2 separate regions of the Homo sapiens genome follow, and region 1 is linked to region 2. The links are chromatin loops, found by intact Hi-C in ENCODE. Cell type or tissue: CD14-positive monocyte. All regions are shown on one strand. Each heading gives the region's core, and the rest is flanking DNA. Links, peaks and the distances in the headings are about the cores only.

Region 1 (10,413 bases), core at 3,441-7,440, 190 kb after region 2:
CGTTGTTTCCTAAGTAAAATAGTCCCTGTCTACCCCTGCCTGTGTCTCTTCCACTTTTTTATTGTTTGTTTGTTTATTTATTTATTTATTTATTTATTTATTTATTACAGTGTCTCAATCTGCAGCCCAGGCTAGAGGGCAGTGGCATGATCCCGGCTCACTGCAGCCTTGACCTCTCAGGATCAAGTGATCCTCCCAACTTACTCCTCCTAAGTAGAATAGTTGGGACTACAGGCACGTCCCCGTGCCCAGCTACTTTTTTTTTTTTTTTTTTTGGTGTGTGTAGACGCGTGATTTTGCCATGTAGACCAGGCTGACCTTGAGCTCCTGAGCTCAAGTGATCCTCCTGCCTCCTCCTTCTAAAGTGTTGAGATCACAGACATGCACCACCATGTCTGGCCCTGGGTCTCTTCCACTTTTATGTATTTCTTGGCATTCTTCTGCCTTTTCTTTTTCCTGCATCTGACTTGCTCTATCCCATGGGGCTTCTCACCCAGCTGAAGGGGCTACTCCTAGAGGCTAGAGGCTGGAGGGCCCTGTGGCAGGGCAGTGGGGGAGGCCAGCACCCTCACCCTGAGCTCCAGCGTTTGCTGGTCTGGCTGGCATACAGAGATGCAGCTGGAGCACAATTCAGTGGAGGAGGCAGGGCTATAACTAAGCAGTAGGGCAGAGAGCAGAGCCAGAGCCCCCTGGGCAGGCCAGAGGGAGGACCCTGCTCAGCTGACTCTTCCCAACTGCTGCCCTTGGTACAACCAGCTTGAGTCACCTGCTACAGAACAGGGGCTGGACACAGAAGCAGTCTGTGGAGGGAGAATGGGCAGGGGTGTGCATGTCCATTCAGTAGAAGGGCAAAGAGGCCCACATGTAGGCCTATGATCAGACTGGAGCCTGGCTTGACTGAGGTCCTCTGATCCAAACACCAGGCACCTAATGCGGCCTCTAGCACTGGCCTAGAATGCTAAAGTGAGTCAGACCTGGGAACCCCCAGTGGGGAGGGAGCCTTGAGAGTTTGGCATAAGAAAGGAAGAAGAGCTGAGCCACCGGGGGCTGAGTGGCTGAATGGGGCAGGGATTCCCAGCAAGAATGAGGTTGGTCTGAGGGTTGGGAACATGTTTGGCTGGGACTCTGGGGTATTGACAGGTCACCCAGCCTGGCCAGTAGGGCCTAAGTCCCCAGCTGGGATAGGAAGCTGAATCAGAGGGGGCAAGCCTAGAGCCCAGGGAGGAGGCTGGAGGGGTCTGACCTATGGATGGAACTGGCTGGGGGTGGGGTGTGAATTACAGCTCCAGGGAATTGTCCTTGAGCCATGCTTCAAGGAGCTGGACACAGGAAAGATGGCCCTCTGATGGGGTCAAGGTCTGTGACCCAGTGACTAGCAGAGAGGCTTCCTCTTCCCTGATGCCTCCCAGATAGGGGCCTCAGAAAGCTGCTGCTGGGATTTTGGGGTGGGGGTGGGCAGAGACCTCAGAGAACTCTGGGTTATCCCCACTCACCTCTCTGATCTCTCCTGCAGGCCAGCAGCACAGCGATGCCTTTGCCCAGGTGAACCCCCTGAGGAAGGTGCCGGGCCTTGAAGGATGGGGACTTCACCTTGGCTGAGAGGTAACCGGTCCGTGGGCTGCTGCCGGGCCTTGTGGGGCCAGTCGGCTGTCTGTTCACTGTTGATGGCTTGGATCATGGACTGTGGGCCCTGCACCAGCCCCAGGGTGAAGAATGGGTGGAGGCAGGCAGTGGTACCCAGTGTTGACAAGGGTTATAGAAGTCCCCTCCTGCATTGTACAAGTGAGGAAACTGAGGCTGGAGGAGGGGAGGGACTTGCACAAGGCCAGAGGGCCCAGTCTGCTTCCGGGCCTCCTCACCGCCAGCCTTCCCCTCCGAAAAAAGGAGAGTGCTAAGTTTCGAGGAGCGGCTGTACCAGGCATCTTAGTGCTACCATTTTGCCCACAAATCCTGTGGGGCAAGTGCTGTTTCCCTGGAGAGTCGAGGGACCACTCAGCGAGCTTCAGTGGCTATTTGCTAAACATCCACCAGGGCCAGACCCCATTTAAGCCCTGGGGCTTGAGCAGTGAACGTGTCTACGTCCTTCTCCTCATGGATCTCACATTCCATTAATAGAAGGGGGAGCTGACAGTAACCCATGTAAACATGGAACATATCGGATGTTGATGGATGCCATGGAAAAAATAAACAGGGTAAGATTGGGGGTGTGTGAGTAGGATGTTGAGGGAAGACTCCCTGGAGGAAGTGGCATCTGAGCAGAGAGCTGTAGGAATGTGCAAGGCATGAGGAGAAGGGTGTTCTGGCTGGAGGGAAGAGTGATGGCGAAGGCTCCAGGTGGGACAATGCATGGGGTTCAGACTGGAGAGCAACGGGCCAGGGTGGGTGTAGTGAGCAGGAAGAGCAGGAGGTCACGACAGAGGGGAGCATGGGACACTGGGAAGGCTTTGGCTCTTACCGCAGGGGGATTGAGTCGCTGGAGTATTTTGAGCAGAGAACTGTGATCTGACTTACGTCATAAAGGATCCCCCTGGCAGGGGTGAGAAAGCCACTGCAGTCATCTGGCATGCAGCGCTGGAGCCCCAGACCAAGGTGGTGGTGGTGCAGGGTTGGTGGGGTGATGGTCGGTTCTGACTTTTCTTGAAACTCTAACTGCAGGGTGTGCTGAAGGGTTGGAGGTGGGTGGGAAAAATGAAAGCCAAAACCAGCCTCCAGGTTGGTGGCCGCATGGTGGCGTCCTTTACCGAGGCCACATAGTGCCTCCTTGGTGGAGCTGGATTCACATTCAGAGCCTGGGATCACTGGATGGTCCAACACCCATAGAGGCATGATGAGCTCTGGGGGTCAGACTGCACAACCCTTCACCATAGGTGAACAGGAGATGGGACGGGGTGGGGAGCAATGCTGCCATGTCACCTGGAAGGCTCTCTCCCTGCTGGCCTTGCTCCTGGCCCTGTCCATGCTTTGGATATGTTGGGGAGATACCCAACTTGCTCTCATTCTTCAGACTCACACTGGGTGCCCCTTCCTCCTGGAAGCCTTCCCTGAGCCCCTGCTGAAGTTCATGACATTTTGTTTCTTCCTTGCTGCCATTAGTTGAGATGATAATCTGGCCCCGTGTAGGGCTGTGTGACCCTGGGCAGTTACCTAACCTCTCTGAGCCTCACATCCCTCCTCTGCATCATGGGGATAGTGAAAATGCCCCAGAAAATGGCTGAAGAGTGTTCAGGGCATGTCTTCTGCCCCTGCCATGTCCCCCCAGTGTGGCTAGCTTGCTCTATATGAGCTGCATGTACAAAGCACCTGACCACTGGTACCTCCAGGACCTGCAGGCCCGCGCCCATGGGGATCAGTACCTGTCATGGCAGCACATGGCCCTGCAGAGTAGCTGCTGCTGGGCCATGTGGCAGAAGGTGAGCCATGGAGGGCAGGGACACCTCCCGGGATGCCCAAGGGATGCTGCTTTCACTTTACAAAATCCTGTTTAGACCTGAGACCAAATCCTGGAATGCCAGAGACTGCCTAATTCACCCAACTTGTTTCATAGGAGGGAAACCAAGGACCAGAGCCAAGGAAGGATTCCCCTAATGTGCCTTAATTCCACAGCTACCACCTGCACACTTACACTCACACACTGTTCGACACACAGCCACGCACACTCACACACACATCCACCCACGTCCACCCACAGTCACACGATGTATCACATTCACACATATACACCCACACACACAATCATAACATTTACACACAGTCACACAGTTAACTCCTGTACACACATATACACCCACACAATCACATAATTCACTCATATTCAACAGTCACACAACTCACTCACATTGACACACATACACACCAACCCCACACACAATTCACATACATACACACACATATACACCCACATACACAACCACACCATTCACTGACATTAATACAAAGTCATCACACAGTTCAGTCACACACACACACACACCTCACACACACAGGCACACAATTCACACCAACAAAATCACACAGTTCACTCACACACATACACCCACATACACAAATTCACACTGCTCAGTCACATTTACACACCATTCAAATTCACACACATATACACCTACTTACACACAGTTCACTCACACCACACACATATACACCCACATACACACAGTTCACTCACATCACACACATATACACCCACATACACACAGTTCACACACATCACACACATATACACCCACACATAAACAAAGTTACACAATTCACTCACGTTCACACACACAGTTCACTGACATTCACACACGTACACACGCACCACACACAGGCAATTCAGTCACATGGCCGAAAGCCATTCCTCACCTTGCTATGGTTCCCTTCCCAGTGTCACCTTAGCCTTTGGCCCTCAGCGTCCCCTTCCCATGCCTGGACTGCTGGAGAGCCCTGAACACACCCCATCTTCATGCCTCCAGCACTAGCCCAAGCCCTTCCCTCTGCCAAGAGCACTAAGTGCAACTCAAGATCACTTCTAGGGACCCTTCCCTGCCCCTCCTCCTGCCAGGTGACCTAAGGATCCTGCTGGTCCCGCTTGACAATGATGCACAGCATGGTTAGTTCAGCTGAGGTCGCTCTCCCAGACTTACTGCCACCTACACAGCACGGGGACTGACTGTTTAACTTTATTCTTTATTTCGTGTACTTTATTGGAGTGTCTGTTGAAAGCAAAACCATCCAATAAGGAACAATCCCAAGGCAGCCAGCATGGATCAAGAAGGCATAGGCTGTGGCCGCCATCCCCAGTGCCTGATGGGGAGAGGGGGTGGTAATGGAAAAGGCCCAGGAAAGCAGGCCAGAGTGTCCCCCAAAGTATGAGAAATCACTGGAAGAGAGAGCCAGAATGGGACCTAAGACAGAAGCCATCACCAGGCACCCTTAAGGCAGGACAGTTGCAATGGTTACTTGGAATACTTCCGGCTAGGAGTGGTGTTACAGGAAGTCAGTGACCCCAAACAGAGGGACCGGCTGAAGCCATGACAGAAGAACGTGGAGTGTGAAGATTTTATGGACATTTATTAGTTCCCCAAATTAATACTATTATAGTTTCTTATGCCTGTCTTTACTGCAATCTCTAAACATAAATTGTAAAGATTTCATGGACACTTATCACTTCCCCAATCAACACCCTTATGATTTCCTATACCTGTCTTTAATCTCTTAATCCTGTCAGCTGAGGAAGATGTATGTCGCCTCAGGACCCTTTAATAATTGCATTAACTGCACAAATTGTACAGGATGTGTGTTTGAGCAATATGAAATCTGAGCACCTTGAAAAAAGAAGAGGATAACAGCAATTGTTCAGGGAATAAGAGAGATAACCTTAAACTCTGACCACCGGTGAGCCGGGCAGAACACAGCCATATTTCTCTTCTTTCAAAAGCAAATGGGAGAAATATCGCTGAATTCTTTTTCTCAGCATGGAATGTCCCTGAGAAAGAGAATACGCACCTGGAGGTATCGGCTTATAAACAGCCCCCCGGGCGTGGCCTCTCTCTTATGGTCGAGACTGCAGAGGTGAGATAGACTCCAGTCTCCCATAGTGCTCCCAGGCTTATTAGGAAGAGGAAATTCCCGCCTAATAAATTTTGGTGAGACCGGTTGGTCTCAAAACCCTGTCTCCTGATAAGATGTTATCAATGACAATGGTGCCCGAAACTTCATTAGCAATTTTAATTTTGCCTCGGTCCTGTGATCCTGTGATCTCGCCCTGCCTCCACTTGCCTTGTGATATTCTATTACCCTGTTAAGTACTTGATGTCTGTCACTCACACCTATTTGCACACTCCCTCCCCTTTTGAAAATCCCTAATAAAAACTTGCTGGTTTTTGTGGCTTGTGGGGCATCACAGATCCTACCAACGTGTGACGTCTCCCCCGGATGCACAGCTTTACAATTTCTCTCTTTTGTACTCTGTCCCTTTATTTCTCAAGCCGGCCGACACTTAGGAAAAATAGGAAACAATCTACGTGATTATTGGGGCAGGTCCCCCAATAGAGTGGCACATGGTGGGCACAGGTCAGGCATGGGAAATAGGCCCCAAAGCCACAAGACATGTGGGCAGGTAGCGCAGTGTGTGTCTGGAACATCCTGTTTATTGGTCAGCAGTGACATCTACTGTCACATTTGAGAACTGCATCCACAGCCACATGGCCTCCTGTGAAGACCTCAGGGCAAACTGGGGAAACCTGCCCTTCTTGGAAGGTGATGCTAGGGGGGATGAGCAACACCTTTCTTGGAGGTTTGAATTCTTCAGGGCCCCTCCAGCATCTTGGTCTTCCTAATTCCTCCCTTGATCCCCCAGCCCTAGGGGTGGTAGCTTCTTGCAGTGTTTACCTCCGTGTTAATCTGGATTCTCTCTGTCTTCGGAGTTCTCTAATGCCTGGTTACCAATTCTTTATATCAAGTTCTCTCCGTTAAAATCATTGTGGTGGGGTCCATCCCATGGATATACATGGAGGTCTGTGTGACAATGTATAATCTTACTATTTGCAGTTATTACAAAACTGTCCTAGAAGACATGAATGCTTGTTAAAAGAAATCTTTTAAGTTTCCTAGACTTCAAAGACCGTTGCTATGCCCTGTGAAACATCGCCTATATCCTTTAACAGTTTGCAATTCGAATTGGTTACTTACTTAACATTTTGTTGCCCTGGTGATACAATTATGTTGACTCGTTATTGTGAGGTTACTTTGTTATTAACCATGATGAGGATTACTAGCACATACTTTTACTCCATATGTATAACACAACAATGTAGTAAAACCAATAACTCTTGGTTCTCTATTCAAAGTGTTTGGAATCTTTATTCTGTTTAAAACACTGATGACATTTGCCAATTTTTGAGTGTTCTTCATGTTACTGATTTGTAGGAGCTCTTTATATATTGCAGATTTAGTCTCTTACTGGTTATGTATGCTGCACCTGAGGAGTAGCAGCACTGCCAAGGACACTGAGTGTCTTGTCTGTGCAGAGCTTCACATGAAGCTGGAGAGAAGGGACTGGGGCAAGAGGGAAAGATAAAAAGGGGCAAGTAAGTAACAGAATGAATCCTTGTTGCTAATCTCCTGGCCCCCATCCCAGACCCTTCAGGGGATCCTGGCGATTCGAAGCAGCATAGCCTGATAGGCCTCTGGTGAGGGTGTTGGGAGGGTTTTCTTGGCCGCCTGTTCCAGGATGCTCAAGATGATGCTGTGGGCCTCCTGGCATAGCTCAGCACCCAGGAAAGCCTCCACTCATCCACGCCATGCTGCCAGTCGTGGCCGTCCCTCAAACAGTTCATAGCCGAGAGCCACCGGCTGTAGGGACAAGGATGAAAAAGTTGTGGGCATACAACTTTCCCAGTTGTCACTGCCGACCCGAATGCTGGAACCATGGGCAGAAGTATCAGAGACATGGTCCATTCCCCAGCCCCTAAGTGAATGGACCACAGGGGCCCAGGCAGTATGTTCAGCCTTAGAGCCCAAGAGCAGCCAGGGTGAGACCCCACACCCAGGCAGGAGGCAGAAGTTCAGGGTTCTGGCCCCAGATCATCCAGAGACTTGCTCTATGATTCTGGGCAAAGTTCTGGCTTTCTCCAGGCCTCAGTGTTTCTGTCTGCCTCATGGGTGTGACACGAAGAGGGACACTGCCCACAGGCTGAGCTCACACCTGCATCAGCTCCTCCAGGGCCATGAGATCAGCCAGTGTCACCTGCTGGCCAGCGAGGAAGGGCCTGTCCCCCAGGAACTTGTCCTCCAGCCATTGCAGGGCCTGGTCCATGGCAGTCCTGTTGCGTTCCACCTTCTCCTCGGGCACCTGGACCCCAATGAGTGGCCCCAACATCTGATGGGGGCAGAGAGTGGGTCAGTCTATGGCCCCGGCCTACTGCCAACTACTCCCTGATGGCCAATCACTCTCCAGATGGCTCTCCTCACCTGGACCCACAGGGGTATACCAAAGGTGCCACGGATGCAGTCGGCATGCCAGCCCAGGTACTCATGAACACGGGCACGAGCCTGCAGGTCAGATGGATACCAGTGGTCCGGCGTCTGGTACTTACAGCTCAGGTAAATCAGGATGGCCGAGCTGGGAACAAATGGGCAGTGGCTATAAGGACACTGGCACCAGGCATTTACCCCTAACTGCTCCCATCTGCCAGTGGGGCCCGGGGGCTTCTCTGCATTTGAAGGACTGCCCTCCAGCCTCGCCCTCCATCTCCAGCTCCCCAACACCACCCCCTCCTCCTACGAGTCTCCTCCTGTCTTTGTTGCCTTGGGCACCGACTCTTGGCTGGACCTTCTGCTTTGCATTTTGAGAACCTCATCTCTGTGATATGCCAGCAGCCGCCCTGTGAGGTAGACACTCCTGTTAGCCTTTTAGCACAAGAGAAAACTCAAGGTCAGAATGGTCAAGTGACTTGTCCGAGGCGGTGCAGCTCAGAATAGGCTCCCTGGACCCCTGGAACCCTGCATGGGGCTGGCACACAGTGGATGCTCCGTGGAGTCCCTTGCATGTCCACGCGCTTGGGTCAGGGATCACGAGGGGAGGAATGTCTTTGGCCCCCGTCTGACAGGCCCCCAGCCATCACCTCTGCAGCCACCTGACCTCTTGTCCTTTTCCTGCCCAGCAGCTGGACCTCACCATGAGCTGTGCCCTTGGGCCATGGCATTGGCCTCTAGGCCCGGCCTGGGTAGATTGGGTAGTCTGCGACAAGTCACTAGAGGCTCTTTTCAGCTAGCATTTGTTGAACAAATGCGCAACAGTGGAAAAATGTTCCCTTGTCTTCTCTTCTAATACCCTTCAGTCTGGGAGTGGAGAGGCCCTGCGGCTCAGAAAAGGCTGAAGATGAGAGGTGGGGGGACATGTTCTGTCAGCCCCTGCTCATCCCGGACACACCCCAAGCTGTACCTTCTCCCCAGATACCTCTCCTTTCTTTCTTTCCTTTTTTTTTGAGACGGAGTCTCCCTCTGTCGCCCAGGCTGGAGTGGGCTCCCTCTGTCACCCAGGCTGGAGTGCAGTGGCGCGACCTCTGCTCATTGCAAGCTCCGCCTCCTGAGTTCACGCCATTCTCCTGCCTCAGCCTCCCCAGTAGCTGGGACTACAGGCGGCCGCCACCACGCCCTGCTAATGTTTTGTATTTTTAGTAGAGACAGGGTTTCACCGTGTTAGCCAGGATGGTCTCGATCTCCTGACCTCGTGATCCGCCCACCTCGGCCTCCCAAAGTGCTGGGATTACAGGCGTAAACCACCGCGCCCGGCCTTTTTGAGACGGAGTCTAGCTCTGTCGCCCAGGCTGGAGTGCAGTGGCGCGATCTCAGCACACTGCAAGCTCCGCCTCCTGGGTTCACACCATTCTCCTGCCTCAGCCTCCAGAGTAGCTGGGACTACAGACGCCCGCCACCACGCCCGGTTAATTTTTTTTTCCATTTTTAGTAGAGACGGTGTTTCACGGTGTTAGCCAGGATGGTCTCGGTCTCCTGACCTCGTGATCCGCCCGCCTTGGCCTCCCGAAGTGCCGGGATGACAGGCGTGAGCCACCGCGCCCGGCCAGATCCCTCGCCTTTCCCCTCCCTCGCTGCCCCATGGGGTATGGGAGGGCCATTGGGGCCCGGGGCCAGTGGGGAGAGCCAAGGTCACATGGGCTCCGGATGCGGTGAGGGGTGAGGGAAGGAGGGCATCTTTCGGTCAAGATGAAATCACCATCCTTGAGCGTCGGCAGTTTCCCCAGGCTGTTGATCTGCAAGAACTCCTTGCTCTTGTGCTGCCCTGAAGAAGAAGAAGTCAGAAAAGGTCTTCAGAGTAAAAACGCTGCACCTCTACACCCTCCCTCCTCCTCCCCAAGCGGAGCCCCACAGCCCTGAGAAACAGCAAGGTCTGGGACTAGAGGCCTGGATCAGCCTCACTCCCTGGCTGGGCCTCCCTGCCCTGCCACATTCCGGGGCAGCTGGGGGGTTTTGGTGGGTGGGGCCAGGTGCAGCAGGTGGATAAAGAGAAGTTTTCTAGCCGGACTCTGGTGGGCCAGGGGAGGGGAGGCAAACTGGGGTGGCTCATCTCTTCCCATCTCTTAATTCTCACAACAGTATGTCCTTCTTCCCGAGGTCTTCTGGGCTTTGTGAATTTATATGCGTGCATTCCACGCAAGAACTCTGTCAACTCCATTCAGTATTTTCTTTCCATCCCTACAGAGCAGAAGGTAACATTATCCTCCTTTTCAGAAGGCAAGCTAAGGTTCAGAGAGGCTGTGATCCCTTCAAGGCCACTCAGTCCACAGCATTCTCTGGTGGCAGACGCTGCAGGAGGAGGTGAGGGGGCTGTGCGGGCGGCGAGACGCTCAGGGCAGAGCAGGGCGGGGGCCTGGGGGTGCACTGGGTTTGTGGACACGCGGGGAAACGGGCTGG
Region 2 (10,413 bases), core at 2,660-6,659:
GAAGTTGCTCCCTACAGCACTGGGTGCAGGGGAGGGTCCGAGGTGTCCGTCCTCCTATAGGTGAGGCTCCAGGGAGGGGTGCTGGGGGATCGGCTGAGACAGTTCCCGGGAACTGGAGGAGGGAGAGCTGCTGCTTCCTGTTTTTGGCCTGGGCACCGTTGCTGCGCGTGTCTGGAGACAATGGAAGTGCGGTAGGGGCTAGGTGTGCAGTCTGGGAAGCTCCATACCCCAGGCCCTGCAGGGAGGGGGCGTCAGCTGAGTAACTGGGGCTGGCTTATCTCAGCCCCCCGAAAGGCGGGTTCAGCCAGACCCATCTGGGGCCACCAAGCCTCTGGTTCCAAAAGGGCGGTGCCCAGCCCTTTACGCCTTTCCTCCTGGGTGGTGGGCATGTCCAGCCCATGAGGGGCACAGGGCAGTGAGGAGGGTCCCCATCTCCATCCTGGACAGAGAGCCTGCTCCATGGGAGGTCCCAGGGCCAGGAGGGCCCCTGCGGTGCTGGGAGGGGAAGAGAGTTGTGAAGGGTGCCAGCTCTAGGGGCTTAATGCTCTGTGGGGCCTGCCTTAAAATCCTTAATCATTTTTGGTCAGACATGGTGGTGGCTCAGGCCTGTAATCCCAGCACTTTGGGAGGCCAAGGTGGGTGGATCACTTGAGGTCAGGAGTTTGAAACCAGCCTGGCCAACATGGTGAAACTCCGTCTATACTAAAAATACAAAAATTAGCTGGGCGTGTTGGCGTGTGCCTGTGATCTCAGCTACTCGGGAGGCTGAGGCAAGAGAATCGCTTGAATCCAGAAGGCGGGGGTTGCAGTGAGCTGAGATCGTGCCACTGCAGATCGTGCCACTGCATTCCAGCCTGGGAGACAGAGTGAGACTCCATATCAAAAAAAAAAAAAAAAAAAAAAAAAAATCCTTAATCCTTTTTGATCAAGGAGCTTCATATTTATGTCTTGCACTGAGCCCAGCTATTCTGTGACTGGCCCCATTAGGGCGACTGTGATGGGAGTTAAGTACCCTCCCTGCCGGCCCCATCCCCCCTTTCCCTCCCTGACAGCCCCCTCCTCCCAGCCTCTCAGCTGCCCCAGCCCTGCCTGCCCTCCCACCGTACAGCCTCCCACCCACTGGCACCCAGGTGCGTTCTGGGGATGCACCTAACTCCCCTTTGAAGCCTGGCTCCAGCTGCACTAGAGGCGTCTGCCTGGCCCAGCCCCGAGTCGGCTCTCTCCTTACCCCACTGGGCACCCCCAGCCGCTGCTTTGGTTGCCTGGCTGGTCCCTGAGATGCTGGAGAAGGAGGGGGGCTAGGCCCTGCCCTATGGACTATGGCAGTAAAGGCCCAGAATCCCTGGGGACAGCAACTCTCCGCCAGAGACTCTGCCAGATTGCCCCCTAGAGGTGAGCAAAGAGGCAAAGACAACTGTTCCATCTTTATTAGAAAAGCAACCAAAAAAAGGGTGAGGGGTGAGCCTGGCCCTAAAGGACCCCTCCACTGTGACACAGGCAGAGCCGGCTCATCCCGGCGTCGAGGGGTGGATATGGCCAGCTGGGTGTGGGCAGATTTACAAAGTCAACACTTCATAGAAAAGGATGCCGCCTGGCGTGCAGATGGCGACCAATCCACCTTCACATGGCTAAGGCGGGCCCCTCCTCCTCTGGGCTCCCATGTGGTGTGGACAGCCTGACCTGGGTACAGGGAGGATGCCATGAGGAGGTGGGCTGGGCAGGCCTGGGGGCTGTGTGGGGAGTGGCATCCATGTGGGCCTCTGGTCCTGCCCAGGGTCCTGCCCAGGGGGCATTCCAGGCCTGGCTGGTCCCCTGGGGCGTGGCGGTGGGGCTGCAGTGGCCCCTCAAATGTCCATGTAGTCGTCGTCCTCGTCTGTCTCGCTCTCCAGCGAGGACTCCTGGCTGGATGTCTCCAGGACCTCCAGGGCTGGCTGGCATAGGCTCTCCTTCCTCACGTTGGCAGCAGACTGGGCAGAAAGGATGGCTGACTGCGGAGAGGGCCGGGCGGGGCACTGGTCAAGGATGGCTGGGCTCTGCCCCAAGCCCCTCTGCCACCTTCACCCCTGCCCCAGGCCCCCCTCCCACCCTCACCCCTGCCCCAGGCCCCTATGCCATCCTCACCCACACCCCAGGCCCTCCTGCCACCCCCACCCCCATCCTAGGCCCCCTTTGTAACCTATGCCTCCCACCCACACATGGCTCCAGCCCAGCCCCTGAGGTCACCTTCAGCTTCTGCTTGGTCTCCTCCGAGATGCTGCCTTTGGGGGAGAGCAGGGTTGGGGTGGGTGGCGTGACGGTGATCTCAGGGGGGAACTTGGTGGCGGCGGAGGGGATGACCAGCTTTGGCATGTTGGGCAGGGGGCGGGACTTAGCCCGGCTGGGCTCAGGCTTGCCTGGGTGACCCTCTGGTGGCTGGGCACTCCCACTGCTGGGGGCCTTGGAGCTGGCAGCTGTTGGGGGAGAGCTCAGGGGCTGAGTCTCACTCGCAGCCTCCTGAGCCTCCCCATCCCTTCTCGGCTCAGGCCTCAGTTTCCCCTCTGGAAGACAAAGGTACCAAGAGCACTTCCTGCCTGCCGCATCACACAGTGAGCACTTTATCTCGCCCCCACCCGCTCCCCCCAGGTCCTGGGCCTTTATGCTGTGTAGTTTGTGCTGGCTGGCAGGCTCCAAGGCTTCTACCCTGGGCAAATACTTGGCTCAGGCCTGCAGGGACCCAACTCTGGCTCTGAGCTGTGGGGTGCTGGGACTGTGAACCTTACCCAGTAACACCATGAACTCAAAGCCCAGGACCTGAGACTCCCTGAGCCTTGCTGGGTTCTGTAAGACCTCCAGGCATCATGCTTGCATGAACTGTCGTATTTCCACAACCATCCTAGGATGCATGTCCTATTGGTGTCTATGCCCCAGGGAGGACACTGAAGCCCAGAGCTGGTCGCTCAGCCAGGCATGGTCACTGAGCTGGCCCCAGGGCATCCACTTTCGCCTCATCCTCCAGTGGGAGCAAGGGGCTGAGTTTGCCCAGAGCCTGAAGGCTGGGCCAGTTGCAGGCCTGGCAGCCTCTAGGGAGCTGCACGAGCTGGGAGGACCCGGCTGGCCTGGCTCGTCTCCACATTCCTCTGCAGCCCCATGGCTTTAAAAGGAATGGGGTTTACACAGAGCCCATGCCTGGCCCCCAGGGGCTGGCGCCAGGTCCTGCCATCCCAAGTGGTCTGTGGGAGGCCCAGGCCAGGAGGAGTCCCCAAGGGGTCTGGCTGGTTGGGGCAGCTGGTGGGAACAGGCCGGACTGAGGCCAGGGCTAGAATCTGACGTGGCTGTCGACGGGGACGCCTGCTTGGCCCAGCCCAACCTGTCCACCCTTCTGCCTGCTGCTGATGTCCCTCAAGTGTCTGTCACCAGGCCCATGCTCCGCCCTGTCCATGCCTACTCCTCTTTCCCCACTCTGGGCTCAGCCTGGGTTCTGCAGTGGGCCCAAGCAGGCCGCCTGCCCTCGCTAGTACCCCTCCGTGATGCCAGGGGTGGAATAAGCCTCTGGGGTCCCTCTCTACCCAGCCCCTGACACAATGGGCCACGCATTAAACTCTTCAGCCTGGGCCTCTCCCTTGGCTCCCCTGTCCAGCCTGCACTACCCCCATTTCCTCCCCATCTCATTCCATGGGGCATCCCCAGGCCCTGCCCTTCAAGGCCAGGCCGGGAAACCCACCCTGGCTGCCAGCTGTGAGGCAGCCTCCTGGGGGCTGGTGCTGGGCTGCTCCCAACTCGCCTTACCCTGGCTGCAGGTGGGCTCAGCGCCTGTGCCCAGGGCAGCCTCTGCCGGCCAGCAGTGTGGCTCTGCCGGGGAACTTGTGGGGGCCATCTTCACCTGCGGACTGTGCCGTGGCTCCTGAGGCGGGAAGCTGGTGCCCTCTGCCACTCTCGCCAGCTCTTCTCCCTCTGTGGGGACATGGGCTCACTGCAGGTAATAGACTCATCCACCCCGCAGGCTCCAACGCATCTGTGTCAGGTCCTATGGGCCCAGGTTGTGCCCTGGGACACTGGGCAGGGGAGTGTGGCCAATGCTGGGGTCCTGGCTGAGGCAGTCCAGGTTGGTGCTGCCAAGAAACCACTCACCACCCAAGAGGACACTGGTAGGGGCTGGCTCCCCACCCCCAGAGGGCTCCTCCGCCTCCCGAGAGGGCTATACACCTGACCCAGTGGGGCCACACCTGAGTCTTCGAGGCCCAGCCTCTCTTAAGATCCCATCACAAGGCAGTGAGAGGGGATGGGGGGGCAGTGTCCACTCTCCCTCCAGCTCACATAAGCAGCATTCAGAAACGAGGTCAGGACCAAAATCCAAACAACCCAACTAAGACCAAAGTAGACGCTGGCACTATGGCTCCTGCCCAGCCAGCCACACCTTCCCTGGCCTGAGGCAGGGGCCAGGAATTGGGCTCAGTTGGGCCAAGGCCGGGATGGGCCTGAGGGGCAAATGCTGTGCCTGTGGCTGCTGGCCAGGTGACTACTCAGCATCGGTCCCCGGTTCCCAGGCCTCCAGGCCCTCACTTCCCTTGCTGCTCCCCACCTTCTCACTCAGGTCTGGACTCTCCCACCACACTGGTCATCAACCACTGCCTTTCCAGCCACCCCACCGCCTCCCCATCCCGCTCCTCTGCCAGGAGGCCCTCCATCCTCTCCAGCAGGGGGAGCCAGCTCCCCTCCTTGGTCAGCAGGAGTGACAGCTCCCGGTACAAAGCTGGGGCCAGCAGGCGACTGCTGGGCTAGGCAGAGGCCTCAGCGGCCATGGCCATCCCCATCCAGCTGCTCTGCCTGAGGCTCCTGCCCCAGGCTGGCTGAGGCCTTGTCTCAAGCCTCCACCCCCTCGCCCCCTGCCCCCAGTGTCATTCAACAGTTCCATCCTGGCAAAAGGCCATTTAATTTGGTTTTGGGAATGGGAATAGAAAAGGATCAACTCTCCAGGCTGAAGAAGGTATGCTAGGAAACAGATCCTCTTTCTTAGATCTAACAGAGGAGAGAAGGACATGAATTACAGCTTTGGCCTGCTTGATGGTGGGACAGGCAGGCAGAGGGAAAGCAGGCAGTCTCTAGCCCCCTACTCCGCTACCCCTGGCCCTGGCATCCACCAGGCCTTCCCACACCCCAGGGAGGTGTGTGTGGCCTACAGAGATCTCAGTTGCTGCTGAGATTAGGTTATAAAAGACACCATGGCTTCCTCTGTGTTCTCTCGGTGGGGTCAATGGCTCTGGGGAGAACCAGTCACCATGATCCGGGGACACTCAGCTGTTTATAGAAAGGCCCACAGGAGGAGCTGAGGCCTCTGGCCAATAACCAGTGAGGACCTGAGGCTGCCAACACCCCAAGGGAGCTCAGATGCACTGATGATAGCTTGACTGCAACCACGTGGGAGACCCTGAGCCAACTTTACCCCACAAAGCCACTGTAAATTCCTGACCCTCAAAAACTACAAGACGAGAGCATGGGACTGGTACAAGGCAAGACAGCCCCAGGCAGAGGGACAGGAGCTGGGTCTTCGTGGGAGTAAGTCAGCTACCAACACTGACCAACTGATTACGGCACTGGGCTCCCATCACCCCCACACCTTGACGTCACCATCCTCAGGCGGGGTATGGTGGTTCACACCTGTAATCCCAGCACTTTGGGAGGCTGAGGCGAGTGGATCTCCTGAGCCCAGGAGTTTAAGACCAGCTTGGGCAACATGGTGAAACCCCATCTCTACAAAAAATACAAAAATTACCCAGGCGTAGTGGCCCATGCTTGTAGTCTCAGCTACTTGGGAGGCTGAGGTAGGAGGATCACCTGAGCCCAGGGAGGTTGAAGCTGCAGTGAGCCATGATCGCACTGCTGCACTCCAGCCTGGGCAACAGAGTGAGGAAAACAAACAGGCCAGGCTTGGTGGCTCATTCCTGTAATCCCAGCACTTTGGGAGGCTGAGGCAGGCGGATCACCTGAGGTCAGGAGTTCAAGACCAGCTTGGCCAACATGGGGAAACCCTGTCTCCACTAAAAATAAAAAATAAAAATTAAAAAAAAAAAAAAAACCCATACCAAGTCTCTGCTTAACGCCAAGCAGCATTCCAAATCCTGCAGTGCTATTATCTTCATCTTATCCATTTTATGCAGGAAACTGAGGCAGAAAGAAGAAAAGGGATGGCCAAGGTCACATGCTGGTAGAACCACTGCAGTTCGTTTTTTTTAGATGGAGTCTAGCTCTGTCGCCCAGGCTGGAGTGCAGTGGCGTGATGTCAGCTCATTGCAACCTCTGCCTCCTGGGTTCAAGCGATTCTCCTGCTTCAGCCTCCCGAGTAGGTGGGATTACAGGTACCCACCACCACACCCAGCTAATTTTTGTATTTTTAGTAGAGATGGGGTTTCACCATGTTGGCCAGGATGGTCTCCATCTCTTGACCTCGTGATCCGCCCACCTCGGCCTCCCACTGTGCTGGGATTACAGGCGTGAGCCACCGCGCCTGGCCAGCACTACACTTCTTTTACGGCTCTTTGTCCTGAAGCCTTCACAGGCTCCTCTGGGAACAAATGGCCACAGGTTCTGACCCAAAGGGAAGTAATTCTTTGTCTCACAGGGCCACGACCAGTGCAACCGAGGCTGACTGGGCTAGAGGATGCCTACATGTTCACAATCCTCAAAGCAGTGTGGATGGCATCAGGTGAAAACATCAGCACCTGCTTGCTGCTTGAGCCACCGTGGGAAAGAGCTGAGGAAGACTTCTCAACTCAACCTCCACTCAGGCGCACAGTCTGTGGGGGCTCTTAGGCCTGCCTTCTGCTGGGCACTTCTGCAGAGTGGCTGTCTCGTTTTTCAGATGGGTAGGAAATTCAACTGGGAAGACAGGTGAGCCTCCAGGGGTGACACAGGCTGTGGGCCAGTGCAGGGTCTGCGGCAAGGAAACAGGCTGGGTCCTTGAGGCAGGGAGGGAGAAGCAGGGGAGGGCCTGAAAGGGAGGGTTGGGGAAACTGGTCCATCGCTGGATGTCCCCAGGGGCACAGGGAACCCTCTGACCACGCTGGTCTCTCCTGGGGCCCCACCAGCTGGGGAGACAAATTAGTTAGGGAATATCCCTGTCCTATTATAGGGCCTTCAGAGCCTGGCCACATGGTCCTAGAGTCCTGGGAACCAACAGGGAAGGGCTCCCTGCCCTGGGTGGCAGGTGGAACCTGGCCCAGGCCTGAGCTGAACCCAGTCTGGCAGAATTGCAGCTGCCAGAGCTGCTGGTGTCAGGACCAGCGAGGGGGATGGTGCCTTGTCTACTCCCCTCTCACTCACTGGCTGTAGCAGCGCTGCCTCTACATCCCCTCCCCAAAGGAAGGATCTGTGGCTTAGCTGTCTGCAGGCTGCCATTCCAATGGATCCTGGGTTTTAGAAGGAACAGGAGCTTTCACCGATGAGGCCAGCAGGGCCCTCTACTGCCCGCACCTTTGTCCTCTCTGTTTTCCTTCACAAGCCCCCTGACCTGCCCCTGCCCTCATCCTGGCTGGCTTCTGTCTTGCCCATGAGGCAAGATGGGGTTTGAGCAGATCTGCTGGCCCCACACCCAGTAGGGCCTGGTACCCAGGAACTGCTCACAGGTAACTGAGGCCGGATACCAGTGGCCTTGCAGCATGCTGAAGGTCAGGACCCCTCCCAGTGCCCTGAGGGAGGCCTGGTGTGGGCTAGTATCCTTTTCCTACCTGACCAAGCCATCCTTCCTACTTACTATAAGGCTTTGTGGGGAGGAAACAGTAGCAAACACGTCCGTGATGGTGTTTGCTCCCTCCCTCCTCACCACCCCCTTTCACAGACTGAGGCACCCAGGGTTAGGTTAAGAGTGGTAGATGTAGGATGTGCTGACCAGGGCCACCGAGGCTGCCAGTGACTGGTGAGTGGACCCGCGGTCACCTGCCCCGCCACCCTGTGGGATCGACTGGGCGGGAGGGCACTGCTTGCCTCCCTTACCCATACTCACACTCTCCCCGCAGGGAGGACTTGATGGTGGCAGGGGCCTGGGCCCAGCTCTGGACTGGGATGGGACTCACCTGGGCCCAGAGAGGCCATGCTGGGGGTAGCTTCAGGCCTGTGTGGCCGGGGAGGCCCAGGGTCCTTGGACTGGTCCAGGGTGGAAGCTGATGCTGACGGAGGGCAGGTGATAATAGTTGTGGCGGCAGCTAGTGCAGGGCGAGGCTTGGTGTGAGCATCACTGGGCCGCTGGACAGAGTCAGCTGGCACAGGGTCAGGGGCTGTGGGCACCACTGTCACAGGAAAGAAGTTCTCTCGGCTGTCTTTGGGGTGCTTTGGAGTGGTGGGGGTGTCCCCCGAGGCCTGTGAGGACAAACAAGAGGTGAGAAAGGCTGGCTAGGCAGCCCTGAGCCCACGCTGCTCTGCCCGCCAGCCGACCAGTGCTGTCCCACAGGACATCCTGTGCGCCTGGGGCTGCCAACACTGCCCATATGGCACCACTGAGCCCCCACAATGCTGCCAACAAGGTCCATCAGAGAGGCACCCCATCAGGATCCTGCTGATGCTAGGACACAGCTGGAGACCCAGAACCCCTCCCTGGGAGAATGTCCAGGCCGTACTGGTGGGGACTCAGTGGAAGGACCTCCAGCTGGCCTTGCCCTCACACCACAGGGTGCCAGTCTGGGAGGATTATGTCCTGCAGGACCCTAGGCATGGGTGCAGCTCCCAACCCAGGGAATGCAGGAACAGGTGGTCAGTCTTGGAGGGTGACTTCCCAATGGCCACTCATGGGAGAGTCCTGAGGGAGCTAGTGGGATGCTGCAAGAGTTTGCTTCCTGGGCTTGATACCACAACCCACTGTGACCTACTGCCACGGCACCCAGTGCTGCCCCCAGCTTGGCCTCTCCCTGCAGCCTGGCCTTGGCAACTGCTCCCACCATGGGCCTTCGATTTCCAGGTGAGCCGGGCCCTAGGGGCCTCCGAGTCTTCATCCACACAATTCCCTCTGCCATGAGGCCCTTTTGGGGTTCTTTTCACAGGGCTACTTTTGCTCCCACCCCCAGCCAGCCCTCCTGGGACAGGTGTGAAGGCTCCAGTGCCCTGACAGCATGTCTTGAGGTGATGTGAGGCAGCCCTGAGGCAGCCTCTCACAGCTGAGCAGAGGAGTGGGTCCACCCTTCAACCCTCCCCAGCACCAGGCTGACTGTACTGTGGGAGCTGGCCCACATGAGGCTGACAGCACCCCCATCCCCACCCCCTCGAGTGTGGGAGAGTCACACGCCTGCAGGTAGGTACCTCAGTGCATGGGGGCGGGGGGGGGGGCAGTTTGCTACCACCGATGACCCTGTCTCTTCTGACATTGGTTTTGCTAAAATGCCCTGTTCCTCAATTCCACATGGTTCAGGACGGGCCCCTGTGGACTCTGCCACATACTGGGTGTCTGGGATGTGCCCCAGGCCGGTGCTCTGGGGCCTAGCCTTGTCCTGTGGGCAGCCCATCCTGTGGGAGTGCGGGGCAGGAGGACAGACCTGTCTCTCGGGCCCTGCGGGCCTGCGGCAATACCAGTGGTGTTGTAGCAGCCTAGCTGGCAGCGTGAGCAGACACGCTGGAGGAAGGTGAGTGCAGTGTCCCTGTGCTCGCTCAGGAGCGGGCCTCAGCCGTGGGCACTGAGCCTCTAATTATGTCCAGAGCACCCTCCAGGCGGGTTCAGGGCTGCCATGGCAACAAGGACATGCCGTGAGCAAAATGGACACTCCCTGAGGGGCGGGAGCTATGGGCTCTGATGGCAGGAAATGGCCTCCAAGATTGGGCTTAAGGGAGGAGAGAACCAGAGGATGGCAGCTAGCCCCTACAGTGGCATCTTCTCTGGGCCCAGGGTAAGAATCCTAGGTAGGAAACGCAAATCTGCCCACGGCAGATACCAAGGCGCCCCCACCGCACCAGGGTCTGGGAAGCAGGCAGGTAGGTCTGAGGGTCATTAGGGCCTCCTCCCTGCCACTCCCCTCCACAAACTGGGAGGAGACTGCTGGGGCCTGGCCTGGCGTCGCCCAGCAGCAGGCAACCTGAAAGGTAAGGACCTGGGTCCCCTGGCTCTGGCCACCCCCATAACCCAGGCTGTGTCTTCCGAGGTCTCTGACGGAAATCTCTGCTCACCCAGCCCTCAGGGGCCCCAATATGCATGTGCCTCGGCAAAATGGGGTCTGGCCCAGCCCTGGCTCCTGCCAACTCAGTAGCCCTTTCTTCTCACGCTACAGTGTGGGGTTGTGGGGGGGTTTCCTGTGTGGGTCTATCTTTTAAGGACGTCAAAAGCAGAAACAGCCCTCCTATCTCCTGAGTGATCACCACTCCCATGTCCACCTGCTCCACCTGGGCCAGTGGAGGAGGCAGGGGCACCCTGGTGGACCTGGGCCTGGGCCTGCGCCCAGCACTGGGGCCCAGACAGCTGTG

Evidence for each region. Hi-C counts contacts between places; a loop is a spot of excess contacts. Peaks named below come from ENCODE experiments on the same cell type or tissue, not always from the same donor. Only the 100,000 strongest peaks of a DNase experiment are listed, where the experiment ranks them.
Region 1: it touches region 2 in a loop (8-fold over the local background); 16 of 110 quality-filtered maps call a loop at or near these places.

The regions. Positions count from the first base shown.
Region 1 is chr22:23,980,316-23,990,728 of GRCh38, reverse strand. It overlaps a transcript of DDT not described here, the pseudogene GSTT2 and a transcript of GSTT4 not described here. Among named protein-coding and RNA genes, the nearest start is that of DDT, 11 kb to the right of the region's middle. In CD14-positive monocyte, for the core only: no CTCF peak of the experiment used is centred there; no DNase peak of the experiment used is centred there.
Region 2 is chr22:24,169,628-24,180,040 of GRCh38, reverse strand. CABIN1 (calcineurin binding protein 1) reads right to left here. Exons shown (of 37, transcript NM_012295.4): 34 at 8,046-8,328; 35 at 3,766-3,930; 36 at 2,224-2,537; 37 at 1,413-1,988. The coding sequence ends at 1,845. Among named protein-coding and RNA genes, the nearest start is that of SUSD2, 6.7 kb to the left of the region's middle. RefSeq lists a silencer at 4,648-4,707 and an enhancer at 4,075-4,934. In CD14-positive monocyte, for the core only: CTCF peaks have their summits at 4,450 and 4,651 (motif pointing right); a DNase peak (open chromatin) is centred at 4,700; H3K27ac peaks cover 840 bases.